Linked DNA regions of Homo sapiens: region 2 is linked to region 1. A link is a loop called in an ENCODE intact Hi-C map of the cell type or tissue named here. Cell type or tissue: Panc1. All regions are shown on one strand. Links, peaks and the distances in the headings refer to the core of each region. The heading gives the core; the rest is flanking DNA. Region 1 has its middle 18 kb from the start of LINC03139. Region 2 overlaps CHST3 (carbohydrate sulfotransferase 3).

Region 1 (8,326 bases), core at 288-8,287:
CCCTAACCCTGCTTCAGTCACCCAGTAAGGGATCCCTGGCATGCAACATGTCCTTGGCTCCAGAGGGGTTAGATCCTTGGGGCTCCAGCAGGCAGAGCTGGAGCCTCGTGGCGTTTTGAGTACTCATAGGGACGGTTTGGGTTGTTGCAGGGATGTGGGAGGCACTGCTGGTGTTTGGGCCAGAGACCAGGACGGCCGAACATCCTGCAATGCTCAGAGCCGCCCTTTGGAACAACAACAACAAAAAAACTGTCCAAAGTATTCTGATTTTCAAATGTCCCTTCTGTAGCGTCCCCTAGTTTGTCCCACTTTCTTTCCGTGTCCTGACCGAAAATCTAGAGTGCCTTGACTGTTTCATGACCCAACCAGCTGCAGGGCTTCCCAGCAGGCTTGAACCCAAACCAGGGCCTCGAACATTCCCAGGCACTGATAAAGAAGTCTAGGTTATTGCCCAAAACCCTGAACAAAACTGGCCCCAGGCTTGAGCCCAATTCCTTAAAGCCTCAGAAAAATTCCACACCCTGACCTCATGGCTGTGGACACACCTAGGTGGACCTCCCTTTCTCTCCTGGCTGCCTGAGGATGTGCACGGCCCTGTGGAAGTGAGCTCCCCTAATAAAAGCCTGGACTCATCACCCCGGCGCTTCGTGCTTCTCTCTTTGGAATCCCAGCTGGCCCCCCTTCAGGATGATTCAGGCACTCCCTTGTGGGAACTCCTCTGCCACCACTTTTGGGGCAACCCTAGCTGAGGGCTGGGGGTGAGACAAGACACTTTCACATATTCGTGTCACTGAAAAACCAAACTCCATTTCACACCTAAACATGAGGTATTTTTGAATATTTTATTTTATTTTATTTTTTATTTATTTTATTGTATTTTTTGAGACGGAGTTTTGCTCTTGTTACCCAGGCTGGAGTGCAATTGCACAATCTCGGCTCACTGCAAACTCCGCCTCCCGGGTTCAAGCGATTCTCCTGCCTCAGCCTTCCAAGTAGCTGGGATTACAGGCATGCGCCACCACGCCTGACTAATTTTGTATTTCCAGTAGAGATGGGGTTTCACCATGTTGGTCAGGCTGGTCTTGAACTCCTGACCTCAGGTGATCCACCCACCTCGGCCTCCCAAAGTGCTGAGATTACAGGCACCCAGCCTATTTTTTATTTTTGAGACAGAGTCCCACTTTGTTGCCAGGCTGGAGTGCAGTGGCACAATCTCGGCTCGCTGCAACCTTCTCTTCCAGGGTTCAAGTGATTCTCGTGCCTCAGCCTCCCGAGTAGCTGGAACTACAGGCGTGCACCACCATGCCCAGCTAATTTTTGTATATTCAGTACAGGCGGGGTTTCACCATGTTGCCCAGTCTGGTCTTGAATTCCTGACCTCAGGTTATCCACCTGGCTCGACCTCCCAAAGTGCTGAGATTACAGGTGTGAGCCACTGCACCCAGCCTTTTTGCATATTTTAAAACATACTCTGAGAACACAAATGAATGGAAGATTGGACTTTGTTTTGTAGGGAACTTCGCCAAGAGTTTAACCATTTCAGAGAATCACAGCACTGATAGCGGCTTCTCTCCCAGGTTCAGGTCACCAAAACAGCATCCTCCACCATCGGCGTTGGTGGCTGGGTATCTGTGATGCTTCCCATGCAATGTGAGCAGCTGCCCACTGAGTCCCGGAGTCCTAAGACCCTTCCCTCACAATCCTAAGACAGTATTGCCTTTTCACTGTGATGGCATTGGTGACATAAAAGCCACTGTGGGCAGGGTGCAGCGGCTCGCACCTGTAATCCCAGCACTTTGGGAGGGTGAGGCGGGCAGATAGCTTGAGCCGCAGAGTTTGCCCAGACCAGCCTAGGCAACATGGCAAGACCCCGTCTCTACAAGTAATAATAATAATAATAATAATAATAATAATAAAATTATCTGGGCATGGTGGCACGCATCTATAGTCCCAGCTACATGGGAGGCTTAGGTGGGAGAATTACTTGTGCTCGGGTGGTAGAGGCTGCAGTGAGCCGTGATCGTGCCGTTGCACTCCAGCCTCAAAAAAAAAAAAAAAAAAAAAAGCCACTATGGGTGAAACTGCTGGAACTTCAGGAAGCAAGGCAGTGGCCACAGACTAGGCAGGTCTCTGTGCACTCCCCTAGATAAGCACTTGTGGGGACAAAATATGCCTGTGTCACTTAAGTACATACCCTTTTGATCTCCTGTGTGATGAAGCAGGGATGCACACAGAGCGCCTGCTCCAGAGCAGGGGACTGGCTCGCAGAAACAACTTGTCAGAGGTGGAGCCACGCGAGCCTCTGGTCCAGGGAACACAGTTTATCTTATTTTTTAAATTAATTAATTAATTTATTTATTTATTTATTTTTGAGATGGAGTCTTGCTCTGTCACCCAGGCTGGAGTGCAATGGCTCGATCTTGGCTCACTGCAACCTCCGCTTCCTGGGTTCAAGCAATTCTCCTGCCTCAGCCTCCTGAGTAGCTGGGATCACAGGCACACACCACCAGGCTGGGTAATTTTTGTATTTTTAGTAAAGATGGGGGGTGTCACCATGTTGGTCAGGCTGGTCTCGAACTCCTGACCTCGTGATCTGCTTGCCTCTGTCTCCCAAAGTGCTGGGATTACAGGCGTGAGCCACTGCGCCCAGCCGAGAACACTGTTTATACGGGAAAGAACGACGAACAGACACATGATGGGTATTCAGATCTGGGCATTTGGCAGACAGACATTTTCTCATAAATGAGCAAAGTGAGCCTGTCCCTTCAAGAAACTGAAGCATTTGTTGCCAATGATAAAGTTGGAACTTGGAGCTTTCAAGGGAAAATTAGAATTTTGGAAAATTTGTGTACACCACCACAAGCTTGACAACTTCTCAATATTTAAAGATTTTTCTGATGCGATGGATGGCAGTGCTAACAAATGCTATTTTTTGACACTGTTCAGTGACATGTCATCTTTTGGGAGATGTATGTGATTTAATGGGTACAAAATTTCAAAGAGGCCACATGATGCTGCACATCACATGTAGGTAAAACAGCCATTCACGGTACAAGATAGGCCAGGCACAGTGGCTCATGCCTGCAATCCTAGCACCTTGGGAGGCTGAGGCAGGCAGATCACTTGAGGTCAGGAGTTCGAGACCAGCCTGGCCAACATGGTGAAATCCTAGCTCTACTAAAAACAGAAAAATTAGCCAAGCATGGTGGCATGTGTCTGAAATCCCAGCTACTCAGGAGTCTGAGGTGGGAGACTCACTTGAACCCAGGAGGTGGAGGTTGCAGTAAGCCAAGATGGTACCACTGCACTCCAGCCTGGGCAACAGAGTGAGAGTCCTTCTCCAAAACAAACAAACAAACAAAAGTACAAGATAGGCCCGTGCATTTTAATATAATAAAGCATGAAATGTTCATTGATATGGGTTCAGATTCTACATTATAATCAACCTTAAAGAAACAATTGCTTGTTAAGTTTTGGCGTAGCATTAAAGAAGAATATTCACAATTATCTGAAAAAGCTATCAAAATACTCGTCTTTTTTTCCAACTCCGTGTTTGCGGGAGGCTGGATTTTCTTCAATCAAAACAATATATTGCGGGACGCAGTGGTTCATGCTTATAATCCCAGCAGTTTGGGAGGCTGAGGTGGGCGGGTCACCTGAGGTCAGGCGTTCAAGACCAGACTGGCCAACATGGTGAAACCCCATCTCTACTAAAAATACAAAAAAATTAGCTGGATGTGGTGGCGCACTCCTGTAATCCCAGCTACTCGGGAGGCTGAGGCAGGAGAATCACCTGAACCTGGGAGGTGGAGGATGCAGTGAGCCAAGATCACAACATTACACTCCAGGCTGGGCGACAAGGGCAAAACTTTGTTTCAAAATAAAAAAATAAATAAAAATTTTAAAAGCCCCAACATATTGCAACAGACTGAATGCAGAAGTAGACATGAGGCTCCAACAGTCTTTAATTAAGACAGTTGCTTGAGAGATTTGCAAAAGTGTAAAACAATGCTGTTTTTCTCACTAAATTTCTCTTTGTTTTGGAAATGAAGGTATTTTTCGTAAAAATATGTTTATGTTTACATGTAATGAGTTCATTATTACTTTTTGATAAATTAATAAATATCTGGGTCCTCAATAATTCTTTTAAAAATTTTTTTATAATTTAAAATAGAGATGAGGGCTGGGCTCGGTGTCTCGCGCCTGTAATCCCAGCACTTTGGGAGGCCAAGGTGGGCAGATCACTTGAGGTCAGGAGTTCAAGAACAGCCTGGCCAACATGGTGAAACTCTGTCTCTACTAAAAATACAAAAATTAGCCGGGCGTGGTGGCTCATGCCTGTAAACCCAGCTACTCGGAGGCTGAGGCAGGAGAATCGCTTGAAACCAGGGGGCGGAGGTTGCAGTGAGGGGAGATCACCCCCCTGCACTCCAGCCTGGGCGACAGAGCAAGACTCCTTTTCAAAAAAACAAACATGTAGCAATGAAGCCATTAAAATAATTTATTTTTTATTTCTTTTTCTTTTTGTATGAATCGACTTTGGATAAGAAAAAAATCTACTTTTTAAAGAGCTGGGTTTGTGTGGTGGGACACCTATTGGGTGCAACAATGTGGAGAACACTGCCCTCTGGCGGTCACTCCCAGTATAGTACCAGAGAGGTGGGGAAGCTTCCCTTGCTATTCTAGGACTGACCATGAGACGGCAGAAGAATACAGTATTTGCTTCTTTTCTATTTCTATTATACTTGCTTTTCTTTTTCTTTTCTATTTCTATTTGCTTCTTTTCTATTTTCTGTTCCTTCTTTTCTATTTTTTTAAATTTAAGTGTAGCTAAGGGGACTCACTATGTTGCCCAGGCTGATCCCCGACTCCTCGGGTCAAGTGACCCTCTCACCTTGGTCTCTCAAAGTGCTGGAATTATGGGCATGAGCCACCATGCCTGGCCTAAAACCCTGTTCCTAATCTCTAGGTTGGTCCTCAAAGCCTCACACTCAGCCGGGTGCCCAGGGATTGGGGCAGGAGTGACCTCACAGAGCTGCCCACAGTAATGATGCCTGAAGTGCTCCAGCTAGCAGGCTAAGCCTTGTCTTCTCTGCCTCCACAGCAACTCATAGCAGCCCTAGGGAAGGCCACATCCCAGACCCCTAAACCCAGAGAGACAGAACGCAGACCTGGGTGGCAAGGACTCAGTAAGTTATTGAGTGCCAAACCGGGCCACCACTGTGCTTGGCTTTAGGAAAACTTGACATCTATAAAACTTTTAATCTCTAGTAGGTGCTCAAAAAAGCCATTCACTCTTTCATGTAACCAAGAAAAGATGTTTGAGCACCTGCAAAGTGCCAGGCACTGTCCTAGTCACTGAGGACACAGTGAGAAGCAAAAGGGGCCCAGGTCCTGCCCACATGGGACTTATAATTTGGTGAGGGAACAAAAAAAATTTAGTCTCAAAAAACCAAAGTTTGGTTAGATGCTGTGAAAAAGGATGGGGTTCTTTAAGGGCACCTGAGAGAGGGGTCTTGTTTTTCCTGGAAGCCAAAAAGAAGCATAAAGGTTGATACGGTTTGGACGTTTGTCCTCCAAATCTCATGTTGAAATGTGATTCCTGGCTGGGCATGGTGGTTCATGCCTGTAATCCCAGCACTTTGAGAGGCCAAGGCAGGCAGATCACTTGAGGTCAGGAGTTCGAGGCCAGCATGGACAACATGGTGAATCCCCATCTATACTAAAAATACAAAACTTAGCTGGGCATGGTGGCACGTGTCTGTAATCCCAGCTACTCAGGAGGCTGAGGGAGGACAATAGCTTGAGCCTGGGAGACAGAGGTTGCAGTGAGCCGAGATTGTAGTGAGCCGAGATTGTGCCACTGCTCTCCAGCCTGGCTGACAGAGCAAGACTCTGTCTCAAAACAAAACAAACAAACAAAACTACCTCTTAACTTAGTCCCCTCGCATTTTTTTTTTTTTTTTTTTGAAACAGAGTCTCAGTCTGTTACCCAGGCTGGTGTGCATGCAGTGGCACAATCATGGCTCACCTTCCACCACAGACTACAAACATGTGCCACCACATCCGACTAAGTTTTTTTTGTTTTTTTTGTTTTTTGGGGTTTTTTTTTTTTTTTTTGTAGAGATGGGGATCTCACCATGTTGCCCAGTCTGGTCTCAAGCTCCCAAGCTCAAGTGATCCTCTCATTTCGGCCCCCTAATGTATTGTCATTCCAGCCATGAGCCATGGTGCCCAGCATCTCCTGCTTTTTAACTTTGTTTTTAAAAGCTTCTTGATTTTTGTTTCAATTTAATACTGTCTTGGCAACTTTTTAACTTTTTGTTGTTTAGTCTCACTCTCTTGCCCAGGCTGGAATGCAGTGGCCAGATCTCAGCTCACTGCAACCTCCACCTCCCAGGTTCAAGCGATTCTCTTGCCTCAGCCTCCCGAGCAGCTGGGATTACAGGTGCCCACCACCATGCCCAACTAATTTTTGCAATTTTAGTAGAGACGGAGTTTCACCATGTTGGCCAGGCTGGTCTCCAACTCCTGACCTCAGGTGATTCACCCATCTCGGCCTCCCAAGGTGCTGGGATTACAGGCATGAGCCACTGCGCCCAGCCCAATTCTGCTATTAAAGGACTCTGATGCATTCTTCAGTATGCCAATTGCATTTTTCAGCTCCAGAAATTCTGCTCTGGATGTTTTTTAATTATTTCAATCCCTTTGTTAAATGTATCTGATAGAATTCTGAATTCCTTCTCTGTGTTATTTTGAATTTCTTTGAGTTTCCTCAAACAGAATTCTGTCTGAAAGGTCAGAGCTCTGTTTCTCCAGGATTGGTCCCTGGTGTCTAATTTGGTTCATTTGGGGAGGTCATGTTTTCCTGGGTCATGCTGCTAGCAGATGTTCTTCGGTGTCTGGGCATTGAAGAGTTCAGTATTTATTGCAGTCTTCATTGTCTAGCCTTAGTTGTCTTTTTTTTTTTTTTTTTTTTTTTTGAGATCAAGTCTCACTTTGTCACCCAGGCTGGAGTGCAGTGGTGCGATCTCGGCTCACTGCAACCTCTGCCTTCCGGGTTCAAGCAATTCTCTGCCTTAGCCTCCCAAGTAGCTAGGATTACAGGCGCCTGCCACCACGCCTGGCTAATTTTTGTATTTTTAGTAGAGATGGGGTTTCACCATCTTGGCCAGGCTGGTCTTGAACTCCTGGACTCGTGATCCACTCTCCCCAGCCTCCCAAAGTGCTGGGATTAGAGGCGTGAGCCACCGCGCCCAGCTGTACCCGTCCTTCTTAGGAAGACTTTCCAGATATTGAAAGGACTTGGGTGTTGTGATCTAAGCTGTATCTGCTTTAGGGGGCACCCACACCCAGTAACACTGTGGTTCTTGCAGACTCATAGAGGTACTGCCTTGATGGTCTCAGACAAGATCTGGGCGAATTCTCTGGATTACCAGGCAGAGACTCTTGTTCTCTTCCCTAACTTTCTCTCAAATAAATGGAGTCTCTCTCTCTGTTCTGAGCCACCTGAAGCTGGGGGTAGAGTGACACAAGCACCCCTGTGGCCACCAGCACTGTGACAGTGCTGCAGACCCAAAGCCAAGACAGCAATGGGTCTTGCCCAAGGCCTGCTGTAACCACTCCCTGGCCACTGCCTATGACAGTTCAAGGGCCTGGGGCTCTGCAATCAGCTGGTGGCAAAGCCAGCCAGGCCTGTGTCCTTCCTTCCAGGGCAGTGAGGTCTCCCAGGCCCTAGGCAGGTCCAAAGATGCTGTCTGCAAGCCAGGGACTAGAGTCCAAAATCTTACAAGTCTACCTGGTGTTCTATTGTACTGTGGCTGAGCTGGCACTCAAATCACAAGACACAGCCCTACCCGCTGTTCCCTCCCCTTTCTAAAGGCAGAGGAGCCTCACCCCGTGGCCACCACCACCACAGGCCCACAGGGAGTTCTGCCAGAGTTCCCTTAAGGCCCAAAAGCTCTTCAGTCAGCTTGTGGTGAATGCTGCATGGCTGGGACTCACCCTTCAGGGCAGTGGGCTCCTCTCTGGCCCAGGGTAGGCCCAGAAATGCCACCCAAGAGTCAAGTCCTGGAATTGGGGACCCCAAGAGTCCACTTGGCACTCTACCCCTCTGTGGCTGTGCTGGTTCCTAAAGTGTAAGACAAAGTCCCCTTTACTTTTCACTCTGCTTTGCTCAAGTGGAAGGAGCCTCACCCCACAGCCACCACAGCTGGGAATGTGCTGAGTCTCACCTGAAGCCAGCAAGTCTCAGAGGCTCACTGAGGCCCTTGACATAGCTCCTGGGCATCGCTGCTGGTTATTCAGGGCCCAAGGGCTCTTCAGT
Region 2 (8,326 bases), core at 8-8,007, 79 kb after region 1:
CAACTTTAAAACCAGGCACCCGGTTAGAAGGGGGAGAGCCAGGGCTTGGCAGCGGAGGGTCCTCACCTTGCATCCAGGGAGTGGCTGAGGGCCCTTCTCGTTCTCTGTGGCTGTGCTGAGCTGAGTCAGCGAGCCCTGAAGCCTCTGGGATTTGGGGAGTGGGGCACTGCTGGAAGGTTCTGGTTCCTGCTTTGTTCTGCTGCTGCCAGGCTTCTGGAGAGGGTGGTTGTGGGGTGAGTCCTGCGCTCCGCACGTCCACATGTTCGTATTCTACATATTGGGCTTCTGAAAAAAGTTCTGGTTCATAAGACGGCTTCACAGCTTAGCCGTCTGCAGACCAGTCTGCAGGTTGATCAGCTTTCTGTCATGTGTGTGCTGTTCCTGTTCACACATGCTGCGCCGATGCCCGCCTGTGCCTGTGCCAGCCCCAGCCCACACAGCTACCTGAGATTTAGCCCTGGGCATCTCCCCTACCCTTTCCCGCTTCCCCCTCCTCTCCTCCCTTCCTCTCCAGCTGCCTCGCCATCTGCAAGATTCTGGAAAGTGCTAATGTGTCTGAGCCAAACAGTGCTATCTGAGGAAATATTTTGAAAACACACTGGGCCACCCCCGTCCCCGCACTGTGACTACACTGATTTTCAGCAAGGAATTTCACTCCAGCCACAGGGCAGGGCCGCAGGTGCCTGGCTTTCCTCTGGAGACTTCCAGGGGCTTGTTAGAGACACGGAGAGAAGCTGAGGGCCTGTCCTGCAGGTTTGATGTGTCTGAAGAGGCCCCGAGAATAGAAATCTAGAACCTGCCAGTCACGAAGCAGTGTCACCCACCAGAGGATGAAGAACTGACTGTGACCTCGCAGGTCACCCACTTGCTTTCTTTTTACCGAGACATGCTATTTCTCTTTCACTTTTCTTCCTTCTCTTGCATCTGGTGTAGGTGCCTGGGGGTAGCGTGCCCAGGAAACAATAATAGTAAGAGCAGCTGGTGTGCCTAATACTGCCCTGAGCACCTACAAGGCGTCCTCACCGAGTTCTCACCAGAAGCTCTAGAGGTGGCTCCGGTTATTCCCACCATTTTACAGATGGGAAGACAGAGGCAGACAGCTGGATAAGTTGCTGACATGCCACAGCCGGTGAGGGGCAAAGCCGGGCCTGAGCCCCACAGCTGACTCCAGAGTCTGTGCTCTCAGTACCACCTGTGCGTGCGTCTGTCCCGTTGTGGCTGCACCGAGAGGAGAAACAGCACACAGGCATTCATTTTCAAACCGTGGCCAGTGCATGTCATTGCGTTCTGACTGGGAAGCTCTGGCAATGTTGGCGTTGCATGGCCTATTGTGGGCACTACCAGTGAGCCTCGGCCTTCTCCAGGTCTGACTCCAGTACCTGCCGGCTGCCCTGGGCAGGGCATTTTGGATCCTGCCTCAGGGTCTTTTGCCCGCTCTGCTGATGCCACTCCCCTGTGCCCTGACCTGGTCACAGGAAGGGTGCAGATGGCAGCGAGTGTGGTCTCAGTTAGCAAGGGGGAGCTGGCAGATCCAGGGACTTCTGCCTCCCTAGTGGCCATTCCAGCAAGACAGGAACCCCACCCCGAGTGATGTCTGGCCCTGTGACCTTTCAGCAAATATTTCTTCCCCAGCCTCACCTGGACTCGGTATCCCATGTTCCAAATTGTCCTAATTTCCCAGACACACACACCCTGCTCTCTGTAGCCTTCCCAGCTGCCAAGAACATTCCCTCCTTCCCCCTTTTCCCCTTGGCTTGGATGCCACCTTCTCCTGGAAGCCTGGGTGGTGGCCCTCCCCATGGCTGCCCACAGGTCCCCCTCACTGCCCTTTGCCTGTGGTATTATGATTGCTGGTTCAGTGATCTGTGGTCTGCACCAGGCAATGGGATGTGCAAGGGCAGGACAGCTGTCTGCCTTGTCCATCCTTGTAGCCCCCGACTTAGCAGTGAATGCTGCTACCTGATTATGGAAGGAATGAGTGACTGATGTGGCACAGAGCCCTCAGTGGGGCAGGCCCAGTCCAGGATGCTTCTGTGAGGGAGCGCTTCGAGTCTGGGGAGGGTGGCAGGAGTCGTGGTGAGCGGGAGGGGTGGCTAACGTGGGCCAAGGAAGGGACAGACAGGAAGAGTGGGACCCCGGCACATGGCCTCTTGAGGTCATTACCCCATGGGTATTGGGCTGGGATACTGAGGATGAGCCTGAAACCCTTCCAGAAGCCCCTCCAGTCCTGCCACTTGTCTGCCTGCCTGCCCTGGATGCCCGTTTTTGGGCTGGTGGCTGGCTGCACTCTGGGCCCACTGCTCAACCCCACCAGCAAGTGGAGAGCCATTCAACAGCCCCAGGGTCCAGTTCCCATCTGCAAGTAACGAGGCCTGCCGTGGCTGAGTCGTTTCCCTGAGCAGAGAGAAGGAAGCCCTACTGGCCGGCTGCCTCCCCAGGGGTGGGTAGAACTGTTCTGTGGCCCCACCTCCAGCCCTCAAGCTGTCTGTCCTTGCAAAAGTAGTGGGGCACAGAGTGCTGGGTTCTTGGGCATCACCTGTCCAGGTCCTGCGCGCCTATGCTCATGCTGACACTGCAAGATGGTGGGATAACAGGAGGGACTTTCAAGCTGGAAGAGAGGAGAGCTGGGTGCCCCAGTAACCACCTTTGAGTCCCACTGTGATGAGCCCACAGAGGTGGACATGAGGGAAGACTTGGGGAAGCCTTCCTAGAGGAGGCAGGCATTCCAGTGCATGAGGGAAGCTGGGCAAAGGCACGAGGATGGGAAAGTTCCGATTGAAGACAGGGACTGGTGAGGAGTCTGGCTGGACTGAACTGAAATGTATAGGATACACGAGGAGAGACAGGCAGGATGGAGTTGTGGTTACGCACACAGGCTCTAGAGCCGGGCTGCCTTCACGGGAACCCCAACTCCCCACTTACTGGCTGTGTGGCCGTGGCCAAGTTGCTTACCTTCTCTGAGCTCAGTTTTCTCACTACTGGTACCCCCCACATGGGGAAGACATGGGAATAAAATGTATTTCTATACAAGTGTTGAGAGCAGTGCCTGGCACACTGAGCATCAGGAAGGGTGAGCTATTATTATATAGGTATATGTTTTAATGCAGCTAGAAAAGGAAATTGAGGTCAGATCATAGAGGCCCTTGAATGTCATTCTTTCCATTCACTAAGCACCTGCCATGTGCCAGATTCTTCACAGTCATTCTCACCAAGCCCCCTACAACCCGGCAAGGTTGTTAGCAATGTCTCCATTTCACAGATGAGGAAACTGAGGCTCAGAGAGGTTGAGTAACCTGCCTAAAGTCACTCAGTCAGGGAGAGTCAGAGCCAGTAATAACACCCAGGTCTGCTGTCGCTTGAGTCTTCCCTCAAAGTGAAGATTGGAGAGACATGGCAGGGGCATCACAGGGATGAGCCCTGGGCTGGGGCCGCAGCCAGGAGCAGAGCAGGAATGTGGCAACTGTGGGTCCCTGGGGCAGGGTGGAGACGGGGAGAGATGCCAGGCGGGCCTGGAGGGTAGGGAGGACTGGAGGCTACAGCATACAGCTCACCATTCATAGCCCAGGGCAAACCATTGAGTCATTTGGGGAAAACATGACATCACTGAGTCTCACTGTCTGCCGCCCACCTGCTGTCTGCCCTCTATGGTTCTCCTGATGACCTCAGTGCCCCAAGTCCTGCAAGGGGACCCGCACACCCCATGTAGCAGGGCCAGGTCAGCACTCCAGCTTCCTGCACTGGGTTCTCCTCCCCAGCCACTGTCTCCCACCTTCCCACCACTCCCTTCCCTGCCTGGGTCCCCTGCCCCAGCCCTACTCATACACACTGCTGAGGCAGAAGCTTCTGGAAGTGGTGATGGGCATGAAGAGCTTCCAGAAGGGCTTCCATGCCAAGCCCTTGATTGGAATTCTGGGTGGGGAGGGGACAGCTCAGAAGCCTGTGTCGAGCTTTTAGAGTTGCTTTTCCTTGAGAATGGTGCCTGCTGTTTGGGTGGGATCACTTTTAAAAAGTAAAGCCTGGTAGAGCTATGTGACCAGCACTATGCCATGACCTAGAGGAGATTCAGACTGACGGGCAGGCCCTGCCTTCCTGCAGAATACAGTTGAGTGTCTGAGAGTTCTTTCTGTACTAAGCATCTTTGAACTGAGTGCTTTATTTTCGTCCATCTGATTGCGCGAGGTAGTCTTATTTTACAGATGCCATCCCCGAGGCCCAGAGAGGTTAGGCAACTTGTCCAAGGCCACACAGCCAGGATTCACACCCATAACTGTCCAACTCCAGATGTGCTCTTAGCCACTCTGCCATCCGGCCACAAATAAAGCCACCAGAGAACCACAGAAGGTGGAACATATCCAACATTTGCCCGATAAATTGTATAGTGCAGACAGGAAGTACAGGGAGTTTTCATCTCAAAGTGTAGGTCACTCCCCAGAGTGGCTTGAAGTCTGTAGATCCATTTAGGAGAACATCCAGCTTCACTGGCTGTGCAAATCCCACCCATGCGGCTGTTTGGGGTGAGAAGTTTCTTTAAATGTCTGTTGACTCTCTTCTCTGGAAGGAGCACGGGGGCTCAGGGGGCGCCTGTCCTGGCATTGGTGGCCACACCTAGAAACGGACTATGAATCAAGCCAGGGGCCCAGTGCCAGCTTCCTTGGCCTGTCTGTGGGCGCAGATGCCAGCCTTTGCAGCTGCTGCTGCAACTCACAGCTCTCTCCCGGTGCCGCCCTCAGTCAGGCCAGCTGGAGTGGAGGGGCCAGTGGCCGTGCCCTGTGCAGAATGACATCCTCTCACCTTCACAAGGGAAGCGTGATTATCCTTGCTTTCCAGGTGAGGACACTGAGGCCTAGAGAAGTTTTCTGGCTGTCTGAGCTCCCTTGGCCTGAGCTCCCGCGGTAGAACCGAGACTCAAGTCTTCTTTCTGCAGGCAGATGGCCAGTTTCTTCCTGGAGGAGGGAGGAGCCAGCTTGCCCTCTGACACTGGGTAGCACAGCCCTGTTCGATTCTCTGTTCGGGGCTTGCACTTCTGATTCATTCTGCAGTCACTGGCTCTTTGTGGTTCGGGAAAATGACCCTCTAGGGTAGGAGAAAAGCTCTTGGAGCACTTTTGAAGCCATAGAGGCCCTTTCCAGGCTTTGGAAAATGTTCCTTCTCCACCCAGATGCCAACACCACCCTGGTCCTGGCAGTACTTGTCCCTGGAAGGGCCTCACTGCGGTGACTCATTACCCAGCATGCAGCACATTGCCATTGCTCTCAGTGGGCAGGTGCTGTGGGGACACGGGTCTGCGGGCCTGCTGTCTTCAGGGGTCCCCCATGCCTTTTAACGCGTGTATCAGTGTACCCCAAGCCTCAGTTCTGTGTAGTTTGTACAACTCTGGCCCCTACCCCAAGGATTTCTGGGAAGCCCCCAGGAATGCTGATAAGTTCACAGTCTGCCCTCCCCAGCCCCAGTCTCATCAGGCTTCAGGGGTGGCCATTCCTCCCCTCCAGGAGAGAGAGAACTCAAACCAGTAACTACCCCTCCTCAGGCTCAGGCCCAATGGTTGCTGTAATAATTTCTGGGGAGCTGTCTTTGCTCTTGCAGAGAAGGCAGGCCTTGAATTCAGACTGGAGGGGCCATTTTTCTTCCAGTTGCCCTCAAATTTTCCTTTCTGTGATAGGATTTGTCCTTTGTCTCTGCTTAAATTCAAAGACTTGTTAAAATGACTTTTCTCAAACAAGAGGCTACCCTCAAAAGAACTTTGCCTCTACGGATAGAAAACTGGAACCTACTTTTATTTTGGTTTTAGTTTTATTAAATTGTATAAAATCAATAATACATGTCCATGGTGCAAAGTTGAAAAGGCACAAAACAGTCTATGTGTGGTCTCTTTCCCATGCCGGACTCAGACACTCAGCATTGTTAGTTTTGTGTGTGTGTGTAAGCTGTGTTTAAATTGTCCAGCTTTAAAACAAAACCCTTCCCTGTTTCACAATTAGGTTGACCGAGGCACAACCTGAAAAATAACCTGGAAATAGCATCGGGCCCCCTGCAGCGTCCAGCTCTTCCCGAGGACTGTTATTATGATAACGATCATTGCTAAGGCTGTCCCTTCCCAAAAAGTGTTGCTGCCCACAGTCCCAGCCCCCAGACCTGAGCAGTCACCCACACAGCATGAATGGGGCCAGCCCCAGCCTGCCCGCTCAGCTTCCAAGCCTAGCAGTCTCAGGCTCTGGGCTAACCCTGGCCTCCCAGCTGCCCCTTCAACATTGTCCCCTCTTGTCTTGCAGGGCAGTAGCCACAGCTGGGGCTGTGGGGTCAGGGCATGGCAAGGGTGATCTGACCAAACTATGCTGCCTCTTAGCCAGACTGTATATTCGGAGTCCCCTAAGCTCGATTTTTTTTTTTTTTTTTTTGAGACAGGGTCTCACTCTGTCACCCAGGCTGGAGTGCATTGGTACAGCCATAGCTCACTGCAGCCTTGACCTCCCAACCTCAAGTGATCCTCCCACCTCAGCCTCCCAAGTAGGTGGGACTACAGGTGTGCTCCACCTAATTTTTAAATTTTTTTTTAGAGAAGGGGTCTTTCTATGTTGCCCAGGCTGGAGCTTGATTGTTTGTTTGTTTGTTTGTTTGAAGACAGGGTCTTGCTCAGTTGCCCAGGTTTGAGTGCAGTGGCGTGATCTCAGCTCACCACAACCTCTGCCTCCCAGATTCAAGTGATTCTCCTGCCTCAGCCTCCTGAGTAGCTGGGATTACAGGTGTGCACCACCACACCCAGTTAATTTTTGTGTTTTTAGTAGAGACAGGGTTTCATCATGTTGGCCAGGCTGATTTTTTTATTTTTTTAAAGAAGGTCTCCCACCAGCTGGATCTGAGCCACTGGCTGAGAAGTGAAGTCCATGAAGCATTCAGCAATAGTAACAGCACCACCACCTCCTCATATTGAACCTGCCTCTGTGCTTCTTCCTACGCCTTCCTATGCCTCTATGCTGACTTCTGGAGAAGCCAGTCACTTGCCCGGTCACACTGTACAAAGTGGCTCAGGGCTGGACTCACTGGCTTATGCCTGTAATCCCAACACTTTGGGAGGCCAAGGTGGGTGGATCACTTGAGGTCAGGAGTTTGAGACCAGCCTGACCAACAAGGTGATACCCCATCTCTAATTAGCTGGACGTGGTGGCAGGCGGCTGTAATCCAGCTACTCGGGAGGCTGAGGCAGGAGAATCTCTTGAACCAGGGAGACGGAGGTTGCGGTGAGCCGAGATCACACCATTGCACTCCAGCCTAGGCGATAGACCGAGCCTCCGTCTTAAAAAAAAAAAAAAACAAAGTGGCTCAGCTGGGCTTGGATCTCCAACATGCTGGGCCCCAGTCACCAGATTCCTAACCCCGTGCTGCCAGGCTTCCCCGGACAATATCATGAACTCAACAATCCGCTCCCTTCCTCTGCAGGGCAACCTCTCATTCCCCAGAGCTCATTTAATAACAAGAGTAGTAATCATAGTTAACCTTCTTTACCCTTTACTATGTGCAAGGCATTGTTCTAGAAGCGCACACATCGATCATTTAGTCCTCACAGCGCTCCCATGTGGTAGGTGCTGTCCTTATACTCTTTTTGCAGATAAGCCCAAGGCACAGGAGCCTGCCTGGTAAGCAGCCCATGTCTAAAGGGCAGTGAAGAACCGGCCTCTAGGGAATGCAGGGCTCCTCTTGTACCCAGAGGGGAGGCGCCCTGCCTCTTCTCTGTTGAGCCTTTGGAAATGGCCTCCGAGGGGCCCCTGCTCAGCACAGCTCTGTGGGCCAAGAGCAGGAGTGTTTGAGGCACAGATAGACGATGTCTGGACCCCTCCCCAGGATGCCTCCCCATGTCTGACCTTGGGGAGTCCAGTGCCAAGGGGGAAGTTCAATAACATACCAGGTTTCTCCTTGGCCCTGGGACAGGTTCCTTCCCTTTCCTTCCCTCCTCCCTGCATCCTTCCTTCCTTTCTTCCTTCTTTCCTTACATATTTATTCAGTGCCATACAGCGATAGCGCACACGTGTTACCTCTAATACAAGGTGAAAAGTGATATGAATGGTGCAAGGTAGAGAGAGGAATGGTGCTGGGAGAGGAACGTGTGGTAGGAGGCCCTCCCTTCACATCCTGGCCTCAAACCTCCAGCCGGTGGCCTTGGGCGGGTCGCTCAGCGTGTCTGGACCTCTGTTTCTCATCTGGATAATGAAGGAGAGGGTGGAGGTGAGGACCCAGGTTGCCTGCCAGGCTCTTGTGAGAATTGGAGGTGTAAAAGGGCTTTCTTTTTTGTTTTTTTAGACGGAGTCTCGGGAGGGGGGTTAGATGGCGGGAG

Evidence for each region. Peaks named below come from ENCODE experiments on the same cell type or tissue, not always from the same donor. Only the 100,000 strongest peaks of a DNase experiment are listed, where the experiment ranks them.
Region 2: a loop joins it to region 1, with 3 times the contacts of the local background. A loop is called at or near these places in 8 of 110 quality-filtered maps.

The regions. Positions count from the first base shown.
Region 1 is chr10:71,891,941-71,900,266 of GRCh38, forward strand. No RefSeq gene overlaps it. Among named protein-coding and RNA genes, the nearest start is that of LINC03139, 18 kb to the left of the region's middle. In Panc1, for the core only: a CTCF peak has its summit at 4,662 (motif pointing left); a DNase peak (open chromatin) is centred at 4,661; H3K27ac peaks cover 5,016 bases.
Region 2 is chr10:71,971,073-71,979,398 of GRCh38, forward strand. The region is part of intron 1 of CHST3 (carbohydrate sulfotransferase 3); the gene reads left to right. Among named protein-coding and RNA genes, the nearest start is that of CHST3, 11 kb to the left of the region's middle. RefSeq lists enhancers at 2,359-2,858, 7,857-8,326. In Panc1, for the core only: no CTCF peak of the experiment used is centred there; DNase peaks (open chromatin) are centred at 3,629, 4,689 and 4,989; H3K4me3 peaks cover 2,676 bases; H3K27ac peaks cover 6,461 bases.